Linked DNA regions of Homo sapiens: all the other regions are linked to region 2. Evidence: chromatin contacts called from ENCODE Hi-C or POLR2A ChIA-PET data. All regions are on one chromosome and are shown on one strand. Each heading gives the region's core, a stretch centred on a gene start or an enhancer-like site at or near the end of the contact. The rest is flanking DNA. Distances are from core to core; before and after follow the strand shown.

Evidence for each region. A loop is a pair of places that touch in the nucleus more often than their neighbours do. ChIA-PET counts read pairs that join two places held with the same protein, here RNA polymerase II (POLR2A). Pooled maps may share reads with other maps.
Region 1: a map of naive thymus-derived CD4-positive, alpha-beta T cell shows a loop between it and region 2 (16-fold over the local background). The contact joins the promoter of FOXO3 here to the promoter of AMD1 in region 2. A Hi-C loop is called at or near these places in 1 of 168 maps with a recorded cell type or tissue (naive thymus-derived CD4-positive, alpha-beta T cell) and 10 of 50 pooled maps. POLR2A ChIA-PET finds 5 or more read pairs at or near these places in 3 of 52 experiments (CD4-positive, alpha-beta T cell, T-cell and activated CD8-positive, alpha-beta T cell).
Region 3: a map of CD8-positive, alpha-beta T cell shows a loop between it and region 2 (12-fold over the local background). The contact joins the promoter of SNX3 here to the promoter of AMD1 in region 2. A Hi-C loop is called at or near these places in 3 of 168 maps with a recorded cell type or tissue (CD8-positive, alpha-beta T cell, ascending aorta and naive thymus-derived CD4-positive, alpha-beta T cell) and 14 of 50 pooled maps. POLR2A ChIA-PET finds 5 or more read pairs at or near these places in 1 of 52 experiments (CD4-positive, alpha-beta T cell).
Region 4: a loop to region 2 is called in a map of CD8-positive, alpha-beta T cell, with 5 times the contacts of the local background. The contact joins the promoter of AFG1L here to the promoter of AMD1 in region 2. A Hi-C loop is called at or near these places in 2 of 168 maps with a recorded cell type or tissue (CD8-positive, alpha-beta T cell and naive thymus-derived CD4-positive, alpha-beta T cell) and 5 of 50 pooled maps.
Region 5: a loop to region 2 is called in a map with no recorded cell type, with 5 times the contacts of the local background. The contact joins the enhancer-like site here to the promoter of AMD1 in region 2. A Hi-C loop is called at or near these places in 2 of 37 single-sample maps with no recorded cell type and 3 of 50 pooled maps.
Region 6: a map of CD8-positive, alpha-beta T cell shows a loop between it and region 2 (16-fold over the local background). The contact joins the promoter of OSTM1 here to the promoter of AMD1 in region 2. A Hi-C loop is called at or near these places in 2 of 168 maps with a recorded cell type or tissue (CD8-positive, alpha-beta T cell and naive thymus-derived CD4-positive, alpha-beta T cell) and 5 of 50 pooled maps.
Region 7: a map of ascending aorta shows a loop between it and region 2 (6-fold over the local background). The contact joins the promoter of SEC63 here to the promoter of AMD1 in region 2. A Hi-C loop is called at or near these places in 2 of 168 maps with a recorded cell type or tissue (ascending aorta and naive thymus-derived CD4-positive, alpha-beta T cell) and 12 of 50 pooled maps. POLR2A ChIA-PET finds 5 or more read pairs at or near these places in 2 of 52 experiments (CD4-positive, alpha-beta T cell and HEK293).

The regions. Positions count from the first base shown.
Region 1 is chr6:108,559,635-108,562,334 of GRCh38, reverse strand. It overlaps FOXO3 (forkhead box O3), which reads right to left and starts at 1,418. Exons shown (of 3, transcript NM_001455.4): 1 at 506-1,418. The coding sequence starts at 1,126. RefSeq lists an enhancer at 441-941 and silencers at 1,385-1,604, 2,584-2,653, 2,694-2,700.
Region 2 is chr6:110,873,435-110,876,134 of GRCh38, reverse strand. It overlaps AMD1 (adenosylmethionine decarboxylase 1), which reads right to left and starts at 1,350. Exons shown (of 9, transcript NM_001634.6): 1 at 920-1,350. The coding sequence starts at 1,029. RefSeq lists enhancers at 1-212, 213-928 and silencers at 176-365, 396-465, 526-775.
Region 3 is chr6:108,259,626-108,262,325 of GRCh38, reverse strand. SNX3 (sorting nexin 3) reads left to right here and starts at 1,286. Exons shown (of 4, transcript NM_003795.6): 1 at 1,286-1,566. The coding sequence starts at 1,405. RefSeq lists an enhancer at 266-1,101 and silencers at 1,229-1,488, 1,599-1,708.
Region 4 is chr6:108,293,796-108,296,495 of GRCh38, reverse strand. AFG1L (AFG1 like ATPase) reads right to left here and starts at 1,442. Exons shown (of 13, transcript NM_145315.5): 1 at 1,278-1,442. The coding sequence starts at 1,416. RefSeq lists an enhancer at 1,101-1,590.
Region 5 is chr6:113,630,951-113,633,650 of GRCh38, reverse strand. The region is part of intron 1 of LINC02541 (long intergenic non-protein coding RNA 2541); the gene reads left to right. Among named protein-coding and RNA genes, the nearest start is that of LINC02541, 18 kb to the left of the region's middle. RefSeq lists enhancers at 1,296-1,345, 2,216-2,355, 2,376-2,675. Within about 2 kb of position 1,255, at least 26 of the 41 ENCODE cell types and tissues checked have a DNase peak (open chromatin) inside an H3K27ac peak, as active enhancers do.
Region 6 is chr6:108,073,367-108,076,066 of GRCh38, reverse strand. It overlaps OSTM1 (osteoclastogenesis associated transmembrane protein 1), which reads left to right and starts at 1,326. Exons shown (of 6, transcript NM_014028.4): 1 at 1,326-1,817. The coding sequence starts at 1,416. RefSeq lists a silencer at 1,116-1,555.
Region 7 is chr6:107,956,784-107,959,483 of GRCh38, reverse strand. SEC63 (SEC63 protein translocation regulator) reads left to right here and starts at 1,276. Exons shown (of 21, transcript NM_007214.5): 1 at 1,276-1,598. The coding sequence starts at 1,475. RefSeq lists enhancers at 33-633, 1,236-1,837 and a silencer at 1,074-1,613.

The DNA.
Region 1 (2,700 bases), core at 169-2,668, 2.3 Mb after region 2:
ACTTGGACCCGAAGGTTCTCATTCAGCTAGTGACGACGCAACATGCTCCTGCGACAGACTGGAAACCACACATCCAACCCCTCCTCCAGACACTGCGTCCCAAACACCCCCACACCTCTCACTCCAGCCACAGCGCCCGCACCAGACCCCCACTACGGTAAACTCTACTCCAAAGTTGGCTGCGGACCTACCTCCTCGGTGCTGTCCGGAGAATCCAGCAAATGTACTCCTGTCCGTTCGCCCTTCCCTCGCCGGCGTCCCCTGCCCCCTCTCCTCACCTGGCCATGCCCCAAGCTTCTGGGGAGCCTCATTCACCCCTCCGAGACCGTCCCCAGGTGCCCCGACTCCGGGGATCAAAGATAACCCCCAAAGCCTCGCAGCGGAGGCTCCCCCTGCCAACCCCTTGCCCTGGAGCCCGCAAGCGCACTCCGACGAATCCGAGACGCGTCTCGCGCTGCGCAGGAGGCCCGGCGGGTCCTGCTGCCAGCCCGGGGTGGGTACGCACCTTCCAGCCGGCAGAGCTGTTGCTGTCGCCCTTATCCTTGAAGTAGGGCACGCAACGCACCATCCACTCGTAGATCTGGGACAGAGTGAGCCGTTTGTCCGGGGAGCTCTCGATGGCGCGGGTGATCAGGTCCGCGTAGGACAGGTTTCCCCAGGCGTTCCGCCGCGACGAACATTTCCTCGGCTGCCCGGAGCCCCCAGCCGCCCCCGGCTGCGGCGGTGGCAGCGGTTGCTGAGGCTGCAGCAGCGCCTGTGTACCCCCGCTCAGCCCGCCCGCCGCGGTGGCTGGCCCAGACCCGGGGTCTTGCCCTCCGGGTGCCAGCACCCGGGCCGAGTCCTCAAGGAGCAGCCCGGAGCCCAGCGTGCCGCTCCCGCCGCCGCCGCCGATCGCCATGGCCGAGCCGGCCCGTCCCCCGCCGTCCTCGTCGTCTTCATCGTCCTCCTCCTCGGGGATCATGGAGTCGGCGGCCGTCTCCCCCGAGGGCTTGGCAGGGCTCGCTTGGAGCTCCGGCCTTTGCAGGGGCCACGTACAGGATCGCGGACGGCTCTGGGGCTCGAACTCCGGGTCCAGCTCCACTTCGAGCGGAGAGAGCGGGGCCGGGGAAGCCGGTGCCTCTGCCATCTTCGCCGCCCGCCCGCCCGCGGCTGGGGCTCTCGCGCTCTCCTCTCGCGCCGGGGCGGGGTGCAGCGGGGGAGGGACGTGGACGCCGCGAAGGCTCCGGCTCCCGGGCGCCGCCGCCGCCGCCTGGGGAAGCACCAAAGAAGAGAGAAGGAGAGTTGGTTATCCCGGGCCGGAGCCCCGTCCTCGGCGAGTCCTCGCCCGCTGCCGCCACCTCCCAGTCCTGCCGCGCCCGCCTCCCAGGAACAGGAGGACCTGAAGACGTGCGGCCAGCGAACCTGGCGCAGCAGACACCGCCCCCCGGCCAGGCCGCGATGGAGCCGCGAGCGAATCGACGGCCTCGCGCGGGGCAGCCCCCTCCCCCCGCCGCCCAGCCGCAGGTCCCTCCCGGGCTAGGCGGCGGGGCGGGGAGAAGGGGGAGGGGCGCCCGGGGGAGGGGCGGCCGCGCCTTTAAAGCGGGCAGCGGCCGGAGCTGGCGCAGCCGAGCCGCGGTCAGAGCCCGAGCTCGGGTGTGCGTGCGTTTGTTTATGTTTCGCTCGGGCCCGCTCTAGTGCCTCCCGCGGCGCCGCCGCTCAAGTCTGTGCTGTCTTCGGCTCTTCTCCCCTTTCCTAGCCTGGCCGCCTCCGCGACCCCCCGTCACCCCCCACCCGGTCGAATGGCCCGAGCCCGGGGACTGCGCGGGCAGCTCCCTCTCCCCTCTTCGCCCGCGGGCCAGAGGGCGAACGGGGGTCTGGGCGCAGATGGGCCCTTGTCACTTCCAAAAAATAAAGGAAAGACAGAAAGAAGGGGGAGCAGCAGCCCAGCGGGTGTTCGCAGAGGTTCGAGCCCGGCGGGGACGGCCACTTCGGGGTTTTGTGTGGTTTGCATTCTCGCGGACGTCGTCCCCTCCGCCCCCTTCCCAGTCGGGATCCGGGGGAGGGAGCGAGTCGGAACATAAATCTTCCAACAGGTCGGGAAGCGCCAAGTCTCCCGGGCTGCTAGAAAACCCGGACCAGCACGTTCATCACCTCCTTGCTCCCGCTGCTGCCATCTTGACAGTTTCCCCCTTCCCGAGTCCTTTAAAAACACTAGCGGGCGAGAAGGGGGGCGCGCACACCGCGGCTCAGGGAGGGGAAAGGGAAGCGCCCGGCCCAGCTCGGAAGCAGATCCGGAGTCACCGGGAAGGCGGCCGCCCGCTGCACGGCTCCGGCGCCTACCTCGCTTCCTTCCCTTCAGGGACGCGGCGGGACGACGCACGATCCCGCGCGGGCCCGGGGCACGGCGAGGAGGGGGCGCGCAACCTCGGCGAAGGAGAAGCGCTCGGGCCGTCGCCGCAGCCCGCCCGAGGAACCGCCTGTCAGCTCGCGCGCCGCCACCTTCCACATTCCTCCTCCTCCCTTCCACGAGCAGGGCGGCCGCGGCAGCAGCACAAAGTTATAGACACACGCAGGGCGCCTCAACCTAGGCTGACGGCGGGCGGGTCCCCGCCCAGGGGGAGGGCTGGGCGGCGGGCTGGGCGGCGGGCCGGGCGCGCGGCGGGCGTGCGTGTGTGAGTGCGCGTGTGTGAGCTCGCGCGCGCCTGCGCGGCCCGGCTCCGC
Region 2 (2,700 bases), core at 101-2,600:
GTATCTCTCGCGTGACGGCCCGCAGTGGGAGTGGGCCCCAGATTCCTTTGCTCAAGCTTAAGGCATTAGAGGCATTATGTCCTGGGGCAGGCGGGCCTCCCTCCACCCGCACCTCTCCCGCCCCGCTCCGCCGGCTCCGTAGCAGGTTACACAACCCAAGGTCAAGAGATTGGGGAGCAGCCCCCAGCGGCCTCAGCGGCCGTGTCGAGGGCGGCCCCGGGGACTGCGCCGTCTGCCCAGCCGCCCCGAAAAGGCTCTGGCGCAGAGCATGTTAGGGGAGCGGTGGGGCCCCGCCACTGCGACATAACTGCTCCCGCCCAATCCCCGCCGCCCGAACGCCACATGCTGCCCGCGGCCGCCGCGGGTGGGAGGCCTCTTCGCCAGCCCCTCAGACAAGGCCGGGAGGGCCCCTCCTATCCGCGCCCGAGGCAAGAACAAGCGCCGCTCCCGCCCTCCATTCCCCGAAGCCGGCACGCCCGAATTAGCGCCTGACTAAGCCCGCCGAGCCACACCTGCCGGAGGCAACCCGCGCAGGCGCCCCCGACCCCCACCTGGGGCCCCTGCCGCCAACTACTACGGAGGGAAATGTCGGGAGGCGCGGGCCGCAAAACCACCCCGGGCCGCGCCGCCCGCCGCCCAGCGCGGGACGTTACCTGAGCACGCGGCCGCGCCGGCCTCCTCCCCTCCCCCAGGGCAATGCCAGGCGCGGCAACCACGGCGGGAGAAGCCGGCTCCGGCCCGCGTGGACATGGCCGCTCTCCCCCAAACCGCGCACCTTCCAAGGCCGCCGAAGCGACCCCAGGCCGCAGACTTGCCCCCAACTGAAAGCTGAGGGAACTCGGGCTCCACCCGTGGCTGGTGCCTCGGCGGCGGCGACAGCCCCCAGGCCCGGATGTCAGCGAGCGCCCCGGGGACCCACCTTGGGATAGTGCGAAGATCCCCAGATCCTTGGTTTGCGTCGGGCTGCTGCCGGGAGAACCAAACCTCCAGCAGCTTCTCGGTCCCTTCGAAAAAATGTGCAGCTTCCATCACCGTGAGACTAGCGAACAACCAACAACCACAGAAAATCAACTAAATTAAACCTCTTCTCCCGCCGCTGCCGCCGCCGCTGCGGATTGTTCCAGCTGTGTTACTAAAGTTCAGGTTCCTTTTTTTTTTTGCTATAATTTTATATTAACTTTTTTTAAAAAAAGGACTAATAAAATTTTCCCGGCTTTGTGTGAGCGAAAGTTGAACGTGAGTCTTTTGGAAATAGAGGCAGATACAGTTCAGTCTCTTGTATTCCGCTGCTTTCCCGTTAGAGAGAGTAGAGCGAGCGCTAGCTAATGTCGCCGGCCATACTGTGTAAGCGAGAGCGCTGCGTGAGCACCGCCCTTATATATCCCGGCTCCCCCCAAAAGACCAGGAAGTGACGCATCGTCCCACCTCCACGGCCTATAGCTGCTGCCGCCTGTCAATCACTCGCGGCCGAGTGGCGGCTGGCTGGCCGAGGGCCTGGCGGAGAGCGCGGGGAGCTGCCCACTGCGCTGCGGCTCGGGCTCTGGCCGGCTCCTGAGTGGGAGTTGGTGCTGTGATGTCCAGCTGGGGACTAGAAACCTCGGATCGAACGCAGAGTGGGTGGGGAGAGCGGGAACGGAATGAGGAAAGGCTGTGCAGAGCTGTTTAGAAAAAAAAAATGATTAGCAGAAAACATGGGTGGGTCCTTAGGGGTGTTGGCGGGGTTCAGCGGGGACGGTGGCCAGCGCTGGGTTGGCGTGGTGGTTTTGATCTTGTGCAGTTCACCGCGACTGCTGAGGTACTTGGCCATTCTTAAAAGTGTGTTTTCCCAAGGCGAACGCAGCCAGGCGTTAAAACTAAACATTTGTCCGTGACGCGCACGTTGCCAGGGGTCGAATTAGAAGGCGCTTTAATTCTGCTCACGCCTTGGCTGATGTGCGAATGAAAGCAGTCCTCGGCTGGTTTATACAATAGCCAGAAGCATTGTCTTCCTATTTCAGAAGAGAAAAGCAACGTGGCGCCCAGCCTTGGAGGGCCCCGGCTTTACCCACCTCCCACCGTGTGGCTCGCCATGCCTCCGAATTGGCTGAGCACAGCAGCCTCCGGGAAGCACTGGCAGCTCCGTTGCTCCATTAGCTCAACTGGTGGGAATTTATTCAGCAAAACTACTTCTAGAAACTGAATGTGTTAAATATAATCTGAACTTATTTGATCATGTTTTTCTTTGAATTTTATCAAGCTGATGTATTAATTGATGGAGGTTCTCCTTACCCCCCAAAATTTACAGTGCTATCTTCCCATGTGCTTAAGAAGGATTTACCTGGAAATTAATAAAACAGGGATTCCAGAGCTATCACTGGTGGTAACTTAAATAACTATCAGTCTAATATTTTATAAGTGTTAAGTATAAAATAGTCGTCAAGCCATGGTCAAACAGTTTAACCTCAGATGGCAAAACTGGTAACAAAGTTATTACTTTTACTTGGGAATATGGGAGGAAAAAAACCCAAGCTGACATAAAAATTGCTATTGTCACAAGACAAAAGGACTTTTCGCTATCATCCTTAGAAAAAAACTTTCCCCAAAGTGAAATAAGATGATGTCAACATGAAAAATCCACTGAAAAAGACATGGTTTGGGTTTGCACTCTAGATACCCTGTAGAATAGCTCTTGTCTTACAAGAACGTGGTTCACGTGTCTCC
Region 3 (2,700 bases), core at 37-2,536, 2.6 Mb after region 2:
ACTTGACATATTAAAAAATGCAGAAATAGTTGTGAGGGATAACTCTCTGGGCAGAGATAGAAATGTATCGTATCTCAACATTTAAAATCTGCATTTCCCATTGGACCATAAGAGATGAACTAGGACCTAATTAATTGGGTTTTCTCCCCGTTTCTTTCTTTCTTTTTTTTGAGACAAAGTCTCACTCTATTACCCAGGCTGGAGTGCAATGGCAGATCTCAGCTCACTGCAACCTCTGCCTCCCGGGTTCAAGCGATTCTCCTGCCTCAGCCTCCAGAGTAGCTGGGATTACAGGCGCGCACCACCACGCCCAGCTAATTTTGCATTTTTAAGTAGAGATGGGGTTTCACCATGTGGGCAAGGCTAGTATCGAACTCCTGACCTCGTGATCCGCCCGCCTCGGCCTCCCAAAGTGCTGGGATTACAGGCATAAGCCACCGTGCCCGGCCTTCCTCCCCGTTTCTTAAAAAGGCTCATGTGAGTTGCATTTCCAGTCCTGTAGAGGTACGTTTAATACTTTTCAAAAAAAAAAAAAACTTATCAGGACTTCGTGAGAAACGAAAGTGGACACCCAAAGCAGCTTGCAGCCGGTCTACTGTTACTTTGTTTTAGCGGACCGACCTGTCTCCAAAATCGATTTGACCATAATGCTAGGATTTAACTAGGGCTTTAGTTTTTATTTCACTCCCCCACTTTACTGGTTTCAACCTATCAATCCAGACGCGTGTCTGGTGCAACGCTCGGGTTTATGGCAAAATCATCTCAGGCATTTGCTTAACCTTCTCCAGAAAGGCATTTTCAGGGGTTCACAGTGAGACGGTGCACAGGTTGGCACAGAGTTAGTAGGGGCAGTTTTGTTTCGATTTGCGGGCAAATCTCTAAGATCTCTCCGTTTAACTTTCGCCCGCAATTCCCAAAGCCGCTAAAGCCGTTTCCGGCGCTCTACCCCGCCGCAGGCCGAGGCTGGCGCAGAGAGACAGGAAGCGCCAGCTCTGGGCGTCTGGGTCCTCGCCTCCTCGGCCGCAGCCCCGCGGCGGCGCGCTCGCGGTGCATTGTGGGCGCTGTAGTCCGGCCGGAACCTGTTTGCGACCCCGAGTCCCATGACACCGCTTCTCCTCACACCCCAGTCCGCAGTGCCCCTCCCCAGCCTCGGCCGGGCCTCCCGGGAGCCGGGCGTGGCGTTCCAGCTAGTGAGCCGTTTCTCCCCTGGGCTCGGAGGCGGAAGCTTGAGGGGCGCGGGGAGGAGCTTCGCGTGCGGGGTGAACGCCCGCTCTACGTGCTCGTTCTCTTCGCGACCGCTGCGCGCGAGCCCCGTGTCCCCACGGCGGGCAGCAGCGGCGGCGGCGGCGGCTGAACGCGGAGGGGGCGGAGGGAGCCCGCGGCGGCGGCAGCAGCTACAGCGAAATGGCGGAGACCGTGGCTGACACCCGGCGGCTGATCACCAAGCCGCAGAACCTGAATGACGCCTACGGACCCCCCAGCAACTTCCTCGAGATCGATGTGAGCAACCCGCAAACGGTGGGGGTCGGCCGGGGCCGCTTCACCACTTACGAAATCAGGGTCAAGGTGAGGCCGTCTCTCCCCTCTCCCAAGAAACCCCTCCCGCTGGCTCTGGTCACCCCCACTCGACCCGGGAGTGGACCCCCGCGGGCAGCCACAGCCTCCCAGGCCGGGAGCCCCCTTGCAGAGGCGGGCCGGGGTCGTGAGCCAGGGCCCCTCTTCCTGTAGGGCTGGTGTGGGGGGCTGCAGAGCGAGCCCGGCGCGCTGGCACTTGGAGAAGGTGCTCGAAGAGGAGGGCGTGGGTTGAGCGCCGCTTGCCCCTCCAGCAGCTGATCAGGGAATGACATTTGAGTTGGAAAGGGGTAGATCTTTCGAGAACACATCCCTTCGCTGGGAAGGGAAAGAGATGTTGACAGAGAAAAGGGGCTTGCGCAAAGTTAAAGCCTTTTCCCAGTTTTCTCTTCCTGGAGACTTCCCAGAGGTAGCAAGCCAACCCGGCTGCTCCAGGCCCTTCCCGAGCTGCTAAAGTAACCTGGGTTGTGCAGTCTTCTGAACGGGACTTAATGAAAGTTCACAGAAGCCTGACAATTTTTGATAGGGCTGAGCCAGACCAGAAGGGTGATTGGACATGGTTGACTTCAGCATTTTGGGCCACCGCCCTGCCAAAGGCTGAGGTGTGGTGTCACCTACCTCATAATCCAGAACTACAGTTGCTTTAAGAAAAGACTAGGGATCTTGCTCTCTTAATTCGAGATTTGCACTTAATTGAATAAAGAAATCAACAGAAATAAAATATACCTAATTTCATAACTAGTATTTGTTGGCAATAATTTAGATGATTTGAAAGATGTTAATTGAAAATAGTGCTTCACTTTCACTCTATAATTCAGGATTAAAGAATTTGCCCATGTATGGAAGCATCTTTAAAAATTAATTACATTAATTTAAAGATGACAGCAAATTATTAAAAGTTAAGTGTAAAGCGATTTTTCCTTTAATCAAAATTTATATGACAAGCTACTATTAACATTTAAGTGAAAAAATTCTCATTAACTTACACACTTTGTGTCGTGAAAAACACAAAAATCAAATTTACCATCCTAACCATTTTTAAGTGTACATACAGCTCAGTAGTATATTCACATTGTTGTGAAACTTAAGTATTTTTAAAAAATGATTCTTACGTAGTTAGCATTGATT
Region 4 (2,700 bases), core at 193-2,692, 2.6 Mb after region 2:
ACTAGTATCACAGATTGCCTCTGAGGAGAAAAACTAAGCAGCTAAGGGATAGGGATAGAAAAAAGCCTTACATTTTGCCATATTCTTTCTTGCACCTGTTGAAATTTATAGCATTTGCTTTTATTGACTACCAAAAATGAAAAATAAAATTTATATTATAATCCACAGCTTACACTACCAGAATATTCCATTATATCTTTATTTATTTATTTACTTTTAACGACTACTCCAGCAGATCAGGGCTACCCCCAGGCAGTGTGTGGAGCCTATTCCATTATACTAAATGCATTATGCTAATCTTTGCAGAAAGACGTAAGGTGACCTAATCAAAGTTCTAGTATTAATTTCAACTGCATTGATGATAAGGGTCAAAGATTGTCATATTTTTAGCTAAATTAATAAATAATCTATTAAGGTATATACCTTATTAAGGTCTATCAATCTATTAAGGTATATTACAGGGGTTGCTTGGATTTGAGAAAAAGGAAAACGAGTATGTGGATGAGGGAGACAAGGAGAATAATTTCATTCATTCATTCACTCAAAAATCATATTTGCACGTCAAGTACCAATCATTGCGCTAAGTGCTTAGGAAACAATGACACAATGTCCTTGCCTTTGAAAATCGTGCAGTTTAGTGCGAATACATGAATAGAGCAGTAAAACTGGCACTCTTGGTTACTCAGAATATACATTCATTCATTCATTCATGAACATATAACTGAATGAAGGAAGCCAGGGAGAAAGAAAGCCCGGTGACAAAATAATTCCACTGAAGCCCCTAGTGACTTGAAAAGAACACCAAGAATCGATCCCTCAATCTGAGAATGTGTGTGGACCTTCCTTCCTAGAATCACGAGAGACATCAGGGCCTGCAGAGGTCCCAGGCGCGGCTCTTCCTCCAGTGCCCGTCAGTCACCAGCCCCGAGAGCTTGGAAAACGCAGAGGGTAGGGGTCCCCAGGCCCCAACCCCACACCTGCATCTCTTCAAGCCAGGCACTCCCACTAGGTTCAGCTCTCTAAACGTCCCGGAAGGAACAAACTCTGAGTCAACCTCTGACCCTCAAAATGAAAGTCACTCAGGGTCATTTCCCTCAGTGCTCAGGGCTCATTCACAGACAGTATAAAAGGTCAAGAGAAATGGAAACTCCTCTCGAGGAGCCCTCAGCTTCGTGAAAGCAGGAGACACCTGGGGTAGATCGGACAGGGAGGGTAATCCCAGAGGCTTCTCCAGTCATATGCAGTCGGCTCGGACTACTCATGGCACAGTCACTGACCTTTCCAAAAGGGCTTCCCAGGGGCGGTGGCCAGAGGAGCGAGAGCGGCGGCCCAGGCCCCGCACCCAACACATCTCCCTCTCAGCGGGCTCTGTGCTAAGGGGCGCAGGGTAACCAAGAGCGACCAGGAGGCCGCCATCTTGAACTCCGTACGAGGAGAGGAAGAGGAAAACTTTATTGGAACCCAGAAGAGAGACGGTGGCAAAGTCAAACCCCGCCGTGCACGCTGAAGGCTCCACCCGAGAGAACCAAGGGATCAGTTAGGGAACGTGACCTCCAGTAGCCACATGGGCGGGCTGCACTCCCGTGCCCTCCCGTCCTTCCGGACGCTGCCAGCCGGGACTACGACTCCCAGCATGCAGTGGGGTGGGGCGGGGTGGAACGGAACAGGCAGCTCCAGTCTGGGCAGTGGGAGGGAGGGCGATTCTCCGCCCGGCGCTGGCGGCCGGCCGAGGAACCCGAAGTTTTCAAGGAATTGGGAAGTGATTATGACGGGTAGGCAGGTAACCACTCTTGAGCCTTTTAAGTTAGCTCACATGACCGAGATTCCGAAACCTGAATAAAATGGAGGTGACCCAATGGGCCCTCGGGTTTTAACGGAAGAGTGGTGTCACTTCGTCACACCTCCCTAAATGGTAGGCCCATTTTTTATTTTATCTCCAGCGTCCAACTCATCTTTGACGAGTACCTGAAATGTGCGCCTACCGCTTTCCCTTTTCGTATTTGAATAATATAAATGGTACGCACTCAAATGTTTTGAAAGATTGTATAAGTGGCATGGGAAAGCCAAGGGCCTAAGAAGGACTGTCGGTGGACGGAGAAGTCATGGGACAGTGTATCCGAAGGGTAACTTCTCATTGATCTGCCCTAATTTGATTAAACAATAAATGCTTTGACATACTATAATAAGCGAATTAGGAGTACAAATTGCTGTCCAGAAGAGGCTGGCAATCCAGTAAGCGAGATGAATTCCAGAAAAGATAATACAGGCCGGGCTAGGTGGCTCATGCCTGGGAGGCCCAGGCAGGAGAATCGCTTGAGCCCGGGAGTTTGAGACCAGTCTGGGCAACATAGCGAGATCCTGTCTCTGCAAAAAATACAAAACTGGGCATGGTGGCCTGTGCCCTGTAGTCCTAGTTACTAGGGAGGCCGAGGTGGGGGTTGCGTCCAGGAGGTGGAGGCTGTAGTGAGCTGGGATTGTGCCACTGCACTCCTGCCTGGGAGACAGAGTGAGTCCCTGTCTCAAAAAAACAAAAAAAAAACAAAAAAAAAAAAAAAAAGAGAAGGCCCGGCGCGGTGGCTCACGCCTGTAATCCTAGCACTTTAGGAGGCTGAGGCAGGCGTATCACCTGAGGTCAGGAGTTCAAGACCAGCCTAGCCAACATGGTGAAACCCTGTCTCTACTAAAATACAAAAATTAGCC
Region 5 (2,700 bases), core at 6-2,505, 2.8 Mb before region 2:
ACAGGTTCTAATATCTCCTCCTGAAACTGGGAGGAATTTTAAACATTCTCCCTTCTACATCATCAGAACAATATAGTTTTACTTTCACTACCTTTAAAAACATTAAGGAAAGTAGAGAACAATATTCAGATTAGTTATAAGATCAATTTTCCTATCTCCTTCTATAAGTTTCTAGGATTTTGTATATTTGGTGTGTAACATACTAACTATGTTGTATTTTTCTGTGCTTTTAGTCACAAAAAGATCCTTGCTTAAAACAAACATTTTCTAAAGACATCAAAGGCCATGTAGAAAAACATAATATAAAAAGTATTTGCAAGCTGGGTGTGGTAGCTCCCATGTCTGTAATCCTAGCACTTTGGGAGGCAGAGGTGGGAGGATCACTGCTCCTCACCCACCTACAGGTGGCTCCCATGCTTGTAATCCCAACACTTTGGGAGGCAGAGGTGGGAGGATCGCTTGAGCCCAGGAGTTTGAGACCAGCCTGAGTAACATAGTGAGACCCTGACTCAAAAATTAGCTGGGCATGGCGGCTCATGCCTGTAGTGCTAGCTATTTGGTCTTGAACTCCTGGCTTCAAGCAATCCTCCCACCTCAGACTCCCAAAGTGCTGGGATTACAGGCATGAGCCACCACACCTGCCCTATCCTACCTATTTGGGAGGCCAAGGTGGGAGGATTGCTTGAGCCTGAAAGGTCGAGGCTTCAGTGAGCCATTATTGTGCCACTGCACTCTAGCCTGCATGGCAGAGCAAGATCCTGTATCAAAAAAAAAAAAAAAAAAAAAGAATTTACAGTTGTGTGCCATAGCTTATTAGCAACAGTAGAGAAATTATAGCACAATATTTGCTGATACCACAAGGGAACACATATTTGTGGTGTCTATCTTTCATGTGTTTTTATTTTAGGAAATGAATGCTGATGTTAGGCAACTTAATCCCTTCCTTGTGACTTTTGCTCCTATTTCCAAGCTGGGTATCTCTTACACAGGCATTAACAAGTAGGTTGACTGTCGGGACAAGCCCAGGGATGGCATTGTTTCTATTTGCTGATAAATGACTCTGGGGCTGTGAAGACTCAGACCCAAGGAGTGACTCAGAAAGTCAGGGGCCCATGTCATTCTGCTCTGGGTTCAGACGTGCACTGCAGCAGCACCGGGACTTGACAGCCCTACGGCTCGATCAGCTTTCTGTTTTCATTGCCTTACGATGCCATGAGTGGAACTATTGTCAAATCAGAGTTCACTCCCCAGCTTTTCAGTCTTTCCCCTAATTCTTGCTCTATCAGAGGTCGAGGACAACAGTATAATGATTCATAGGTTCTACTTCCTGGCAAGTAATCATTTTCCCACGGTGAGTAATGATTTATGCTGAGAGGGGTAAAGAATTGTGATTTGCTTTTTTCTGTGTGGCCTTTCTGCTGACAGAGGGTTGGCTAGGAATACTTTTTTTTTCCATTTGTAAGGCCATCTAGAAAATGTTTTAAAGCATTTTAATTTTTTAAACATAGGCTCTTTAAATATATATATTATTCATAGAGAACTGGAATAATCCCCTCATATACTTTGTTAAAAAACAAAGACAATTTTGAAATTTCCTTTTTTATGTTGGCATGTGAGGACTCGGTGTGCCTCATAGAAGTCAAGAGCTGTAGAGGCCCACTACAACCCCACTTTTTAGATGGGAACACTGAGACCTGGAGAAGTTACTTGAGTTGTCCATTTCCACAGAACTGGCTAGTGACAGAGACAGATTGAAGCTTAAATTAGCTCATCATAGGCTATGATTTTATCTAACTTTAGGCTTACTTGTACCATGTCATAAGGGGAAATCTAGGTTTAAAGAAGTCCATGACTTTCACAGTGAACCACATGAATTAATGACAGAAGGGCCAAGGCAGAAGCATAGTAATTGGTATCGGATGGACCTTGGCTTGAATCGTGGCCCTGGAACTGGATGATGTTGGCTAATTTACTTAATTTATCTGAGTATGTTTTCTCACTTTACAGATGAGAATGGGGATAATAATGTCAATTTCATATCATCTGATGTAAGAGTAAGAGATAAGGCATGCAAGGCTCCTGACACATGGTAGGCTTTCAATAAACAGAAGCTCTAATTATTTTTTAAAACTAAGCGACACCTGTCCTTGCTCTCTGGGTTTCCTTTTCAAAGCAGCCCTAGTTATACTTCGCACTATCTTAGAACTTTGCTTTGTCAGACTCAACAGTTAGTTTTCTCAAGCCACTACTGAAATTTTTCCCTTAGTACTCTGCATCTGAGTTGTCTCATTTCCTGGAGGCCCTGTCACAGGCCAGTAGGCTGTTACAGAACATGATCTGAAACCTCACTGGCAAGGGAAGTCCCCTTCAAAAGAGGCATTTTTTTCCCCTTCTGGAGTTTCACGCTTCTCTTTCAGATTATGTAGGCAACCCCTCAACCGGAGGACACAGATGAAGGTCCTGCCCCGATTGTCCTGTGGACAGTGTGGGTGCAGTGGGGAGGCTGAGGGTCTGGGCATATTTGCCCCATATGTCGTCACTGCCACCATTTCTGCCTCTGTACCTCCATGTCCTTTCAGCTTCCCCACAAATGGCCTTTGTTTTTTTTTTTCTCTTCCCTTTGGTCTCCCCCTCCCACCTCACCAGGACCAACTCTTGAAACACCCAGTGGGAAATTTAGAGGAGTCTGTGATACGTGGG
Region 6 (2,700 bases), core at 77-2,576, 2.8 Mb after region 2:
GCAAAAATTACAACCCTGAAAAGCAGGATGACACAAAGCCCGGAAATAATTTTCTACCAACCTGGTTGGTCAGATACTTGTCAGAAAACTGTTTTCCAGGTTATGAGCTTAAATTCTTTTTACAGACTGGCAACGGTATCAGGACGCTTTTTAGAGTGTCCCCTGCTATTGCCTCGGGCATGTCAGAAACTGGATAGGAGTTTCAAGTTGAGCAGTTTGTCCAGGATTTCCTGGGCTTTAGCACTGAACGCGCTGCGTCCCTGGTACCCCTTCAGTTCCAAGCAAACCTGCTTGTTGGCCACTGTAGGACCAGACTTACGTCAAGTACAGTTGCCACTACACAGATGTGGCTACTTACATTTAAGTTAAATACTTTTTACTTTTGAGATGGAGTCTCACTTTGTCGTGCAGGCTGGGGTACAGTGGCGCGATCTCGGCTCACTGCAGCCTCGACCTCCTGGCTCAAGCCATCCTCCCCGCTCAACCTAGGACTACAGGCTTGCGCCACCACGCCCAGCGGCTAATTTTTGTATTTTTAGTAGATACGGGGTTTCGCCATGTTGGCGAGGCTGGTCTCCAACTCCTGGCTTCAAGCGATCTGCCTGCCTCGGCCTCCCAAAGTGCTGGGATTACAGGCGTGAGCCACCGCGCCGGCCCTAAATTAAATTAAAAATTCAGTTCCTCAGCCGGCTCAACACCACACATGTGGCCAGTGGCTGCCTTAATAACGCAGATGTAGAATATTTCCCTCATCTCACAGAGTTCTGACAACGCTGAGGCAGACAGTTGAGAGTTTTTTTAAAAACAAAAACAAAAAGCTTGGAAACCGCTAGTCTCCACCACCTATAATAACCAACGGGCATTATTACTCTCTCCAAATGGGATGAGGAAAAAACTACGCTAAGGAACACCATGCAGAAAATCTGCCGAGGCACAGGCCAGCGGGGTTTCTCTGCGAACGCAGCCGACGGCCATTTCCACAGCGGAGGCCGTCGTCGGTCCAGCGAGGTAAGAAACTTGTAGGACGCCCGGAACTCCCAGAGGGTTGGGCGTTCAAGGGTCAGGACCCCCGAGATGCAATTGTCCAAAGCGGTGGGTGCTCGTGGTCACCGGCTGGCGAGCCTCGGCTACGGATACCCCAATGCACCACTCCGCCCCGCCCCGCGCCTAACGCCGGCTGGAGAGCGCGCGGCCGCAGGGTAGGCGCCCTCCCGCACGCGCGAAGGCCTGCGGCCCGGAGGCAGCCGGCAGCCAATGGGGCGGGGCGCCGCGCGCAGGGGGCGGGGCCGTGACGCGCCCTCCTCGTGACCCGGCTCTCGGCCTGCGCTCGCGGAAACCGGAAGCGGCGGCTGTCCGCGGTGCCGGCTGGGGGCGGAGAGGCGGCGGTGGGCTCCCTGGGGTGTGTGAGCCCGGTGATGGAGCCGGGCCCGACAGCCGCGCAGCGGAGGTGTTCGTTGCCGCCGTGGCTGCCGCTGGGGCTGCTGCTGTGGTCGGGGCTGGCCCTGGGCGCGCTCCCCTTCGGCAGCAGTCCGCACAGGGTCTTCCACGACCTCCTGTCGGAGCAGCAGTTGCTGGAGGTGGAGGACTTGTCCCTGTCCCTCCTGCAGGGTGGAGGGCTGGGGCCTCTGTCGCTGCCCCCGGACCTGCCGGATCTGGATCCTGAGTGCCGGGAGCTCCTGCTGGACTTCGCCAACAGCAGCGCAGAGCTGACAGGGTGTCTGGTGCGCAGCGCCCGGCCCGTGCGCCTCTGTCAGACCTGCTACCCCCTCTTCCAACAGGTCGTCAGCAAGATGGACAACATCAGCCGAGCCGCGGGGGTGGGTACAGGACCACGTCCGGGACTGTGGCTCAGGAGAGTTGGGAAAGGAGGAGGGTGTAATGATGGTCAGCGCTGGGGGCCTCAGTTTCCCCAACAGTAAGAAAAAGGGGTTGGACTGAGTCTGTAGAGTTGGGTCATCAGAAAAAGGGGGTGGCATTATGGGGCTTGGGATTTGGGTTTTTGCTTCCAAGAATGCTGTTGGACATCTTTGGTTCATATAGGTGTGATTGGTTTTCTTGGGGGTCCTGATTCCCCAACCCTCTTGCTCTTCCTCCACCCACTCCACCACGGCTTCTTCTCATCTTCACCTGGAGTTGCCAGGAAGGATCCTTTTCTGAAACAAGTGGGGTGGAGACACTGGTAGTGGTTAGAAATTTGAGCTTTGTAGCCAGAAATGTTCATGTCCACCAACTTCTAACTATGTAACCTTGGATTAATTATCTTCTCAGAACCTTAGTTTCCTCCTCTATAAAGTGGAAAGAACATCTGCCTAATGCGGCTGTTGGAAGAATTAAAAGAGATATTGCCTGTGACTTCATCTTAGTGATGTGAACAGTCTGGAGCTAGCTAGCGGCCAGGACTCCAGTTCCACTCTGCTTATTAGCGGTATACTATGGGCAAGTTACTTACATTCTCTGTGCCTGTTTACTAATCTGTAAAATGGGGATAAAAGGAGGTTTTAGAAAACAACACATAGTAATACCTCTAAGTAAATGGGAGGTAAATTTTTAAGAAATTGTAAGACTGCTCTTCATTCTTCATACCTTAAGGGTTCTCTAGGTGTGTGGTAGCTGCTGTGAGGCACTTAATTTTAAAAAGAAAAACAGACAATTCCTGCTCCTAAGTACTTTATAAAGTTTAGACTAGGAAAAGATTAGAGT
Region 7 (2,700 bases), core at 27-2,526, 2.9 Mb after region 2:
AGGAAATTTTAAGGTCCTGGGCGATGGAGGGTCAAGGGCACACTGGCTTTGTGGCATCAAAATGATATGGGTTTGAATCCTCAGACATTCTTTTACTGTGAGGGACCTTGGGCAGTCTCTCTGGGCCTCAATTTTCTCATTTGTAGAGCAGACATACTTTGCTTTATTCCATGGGGTTTACTGATGACTAAATGACACAAAACAATAAAGGTCTCAGCCTACCGCCTGAAGCTGGTGGTTATAATTAGCAGCTCTGGAATGGGTAGGGAACCATCTGTAACGGCTTGGGGAAATCTTCATCTGCAAGATGGGCACAGCGTAGATTCAAATCTGTCGCCCAGTGGAGAGCGATCCGGTCTCACTGCAACCTCCGCCTCCCGGGTTCAAGCGATTCTCCTGCCTCAGCCTCCTGAGTAGCTGGGATTACAGGCGCGTGCCACCACAGCCGGCTAGTTTTTGTATTTTTAGTAGAGACGCGGTTTCACCATGTTGGTTAGGCTGGTCTGGAACTCCTGACCTCATGATCCACCCGGTCTCCCAAAGTACTGGGATTACAGGCATGAGCCACTGCGCCCGGCCAGATAGTAAACATTGCTTTGAAAACACAACTGCAACCCACACCTCCCGCAACCCACACCTCCCCATCCCCCAATTTTTTTTTTTTTTGAGATGGAGGCGCGCGCCACCACGTCCGGCTAATTTTTGTATTTTTAGTAGAGAGTGGGTTTCACCATGTTGGTCAGGCTGGTCTCGAACTCCTGATCTCATGATCCGTCCGCCTCGGCCTCTCAAAGTGCTGGGATTACAGGCGTGAGCCACTGTGCCCGGCCTCCCACCCCCTATTCTAAATGACACTTGTTTCCAAAATATGGGGGCTGGAGGAGCAGATCCAGAACCCAAGGAAACGTGATCAACCAGGGCAATTAATCCAGAGGGCAGGACAGGCTGAGCCTCAGCTCTTCTCTGAATATCTGGGACCCCTGCGCAGCCAGGTGAACCGCCCGCGACCGCTGCTCCGGCGGGAAGCCTTCTCTGGGATCCTGTACGCCGACGCCCGGAATCCGGCGTGGTGCGCTGGGAAACTGAGCGGTGGAGGAAGGCGGAGCGGTTAGGGGCGGGACCCTAGGGGAGGGGTTGGGGGAGGGCTTTGACGTTAGGGCGGGGCTAAGGGCGAGACCTCGCCGAGTTCCACCGTTGCGCTCGCCACGTCTCCCTTAGCGAGCTCGCTGGGGACACGCAGGGGGAGGGAAAACTGAGCGGGGCGGGAACTATCTCCTCTCGCGAGAGCTGGCGACGGCGGCGGCAGCGGCAGAGGTGGCGGCGGCGTGTCCGTGAGAGTGGCGTGGGGGCGGGGAGGAGAGGCGGCGGCGGCAGTGTCCAAGCTACGCCACTCGGGCCGGGGCGTTGGGAGCGGGAGTGCAGAGCGTGGTCGTGGCGGCGGCGGTGAGAAGAGCGAGGCGGAGGAGGGGGTGCCATGGCCGGGCAGCAGTTCCAGTACGATGACAGTGGGAACACCTTCTTCTACTTCCTCACCTCCTTCGTGGGGCTCATCGTGATCCCGGCGACATACTACCTCTGGCCCCGAGATCAGAATGCCGGTGAGTCCCGCCGGCCTTTGCCCGCGAACCCGCGCAGGCCCCGCCAGCGCCCCCAGGCCCTGCGGCGCCCGCTTGCCCGGCCCCAGCCCGCGGCGTCCGGGATGACAGGGACGGTGCGGCCCGGCCTGTGTCCAGCGTCCGCCACTGGCGGGGCCCGGGTCAGCAGCGTTTCCCTCGGCGCTTCTCCACCTCCCTTCATTGTCCTCAGGAGTTTCGCTCGCTCCATCTTCTCCATTGTTGTGGACGCTCCTTGCAGCCTCCTCCTGCCTCTTTGTCTTCTCTGCCTTTGCTTTTATTGGGGATTTTTCTTTATGGAGGAAGCGGGATGGGGACTTGGGAGGTGAGCAAAGAGTTGGCCAAGAAGAGACTGAACGTGCGGGCACAACTCTCAGTCCGTCCAGTTCGCGGCCCTCATCCCCCGACTCCGGTTTCCCTGTTGCAGCTGCTCTTAACAGATGTTTTAGGGCATCTCTGAGCCGGGTGGCATGCTTAGGACTCCAATTGAGCTTTCCACCGCCTACCCCCGTCACTTCCTCCCGTTGCTTTTTCATTTGTTCACTCACTGTGGGGGTTGGAAGCAATGCCGTTATTCCTCTTAGCAAAAATAGGCTTTTTTCTATTTCCTTTTCTTCGGAGTTTCCTGTTTGTGACGGAAAAAGTGCAAGTATGAAGGATTAAGTCTCGTTTAATTAATCTTGTAGGGAATTTTGAGGTAGTGGGTCGATTTACTTTTGGTTCTAAGTCTTTTCACATTAAACAACATCGAATTAAAGCACAGAATAACAGATTCTTTTCATATTTCACTTGATGTTTGGGTAATGTTTGCATCCATTTGTTGCACTCTACTAGGACATATGGCAGATGGTATTCTTAAAGCTGATGTAACTGCGAGGGCCTAATGGGTTATTTATGGTAGTGTTAACAGTAAGGAGTGGGTTTTGAGTATTAACAACTTAGGGAAAGCTTTCTATTGCACAAGAGCTGTGCTAACTTGCTTAAATATCTTCTCTTCAATTGGGTGTGCTGGAGGTCTAGGTTGTCCAGGTTATATACTCTACTTGGAGAAGTTGTTAACAGTGAAGCCTTGAATCAGCTCAGAACT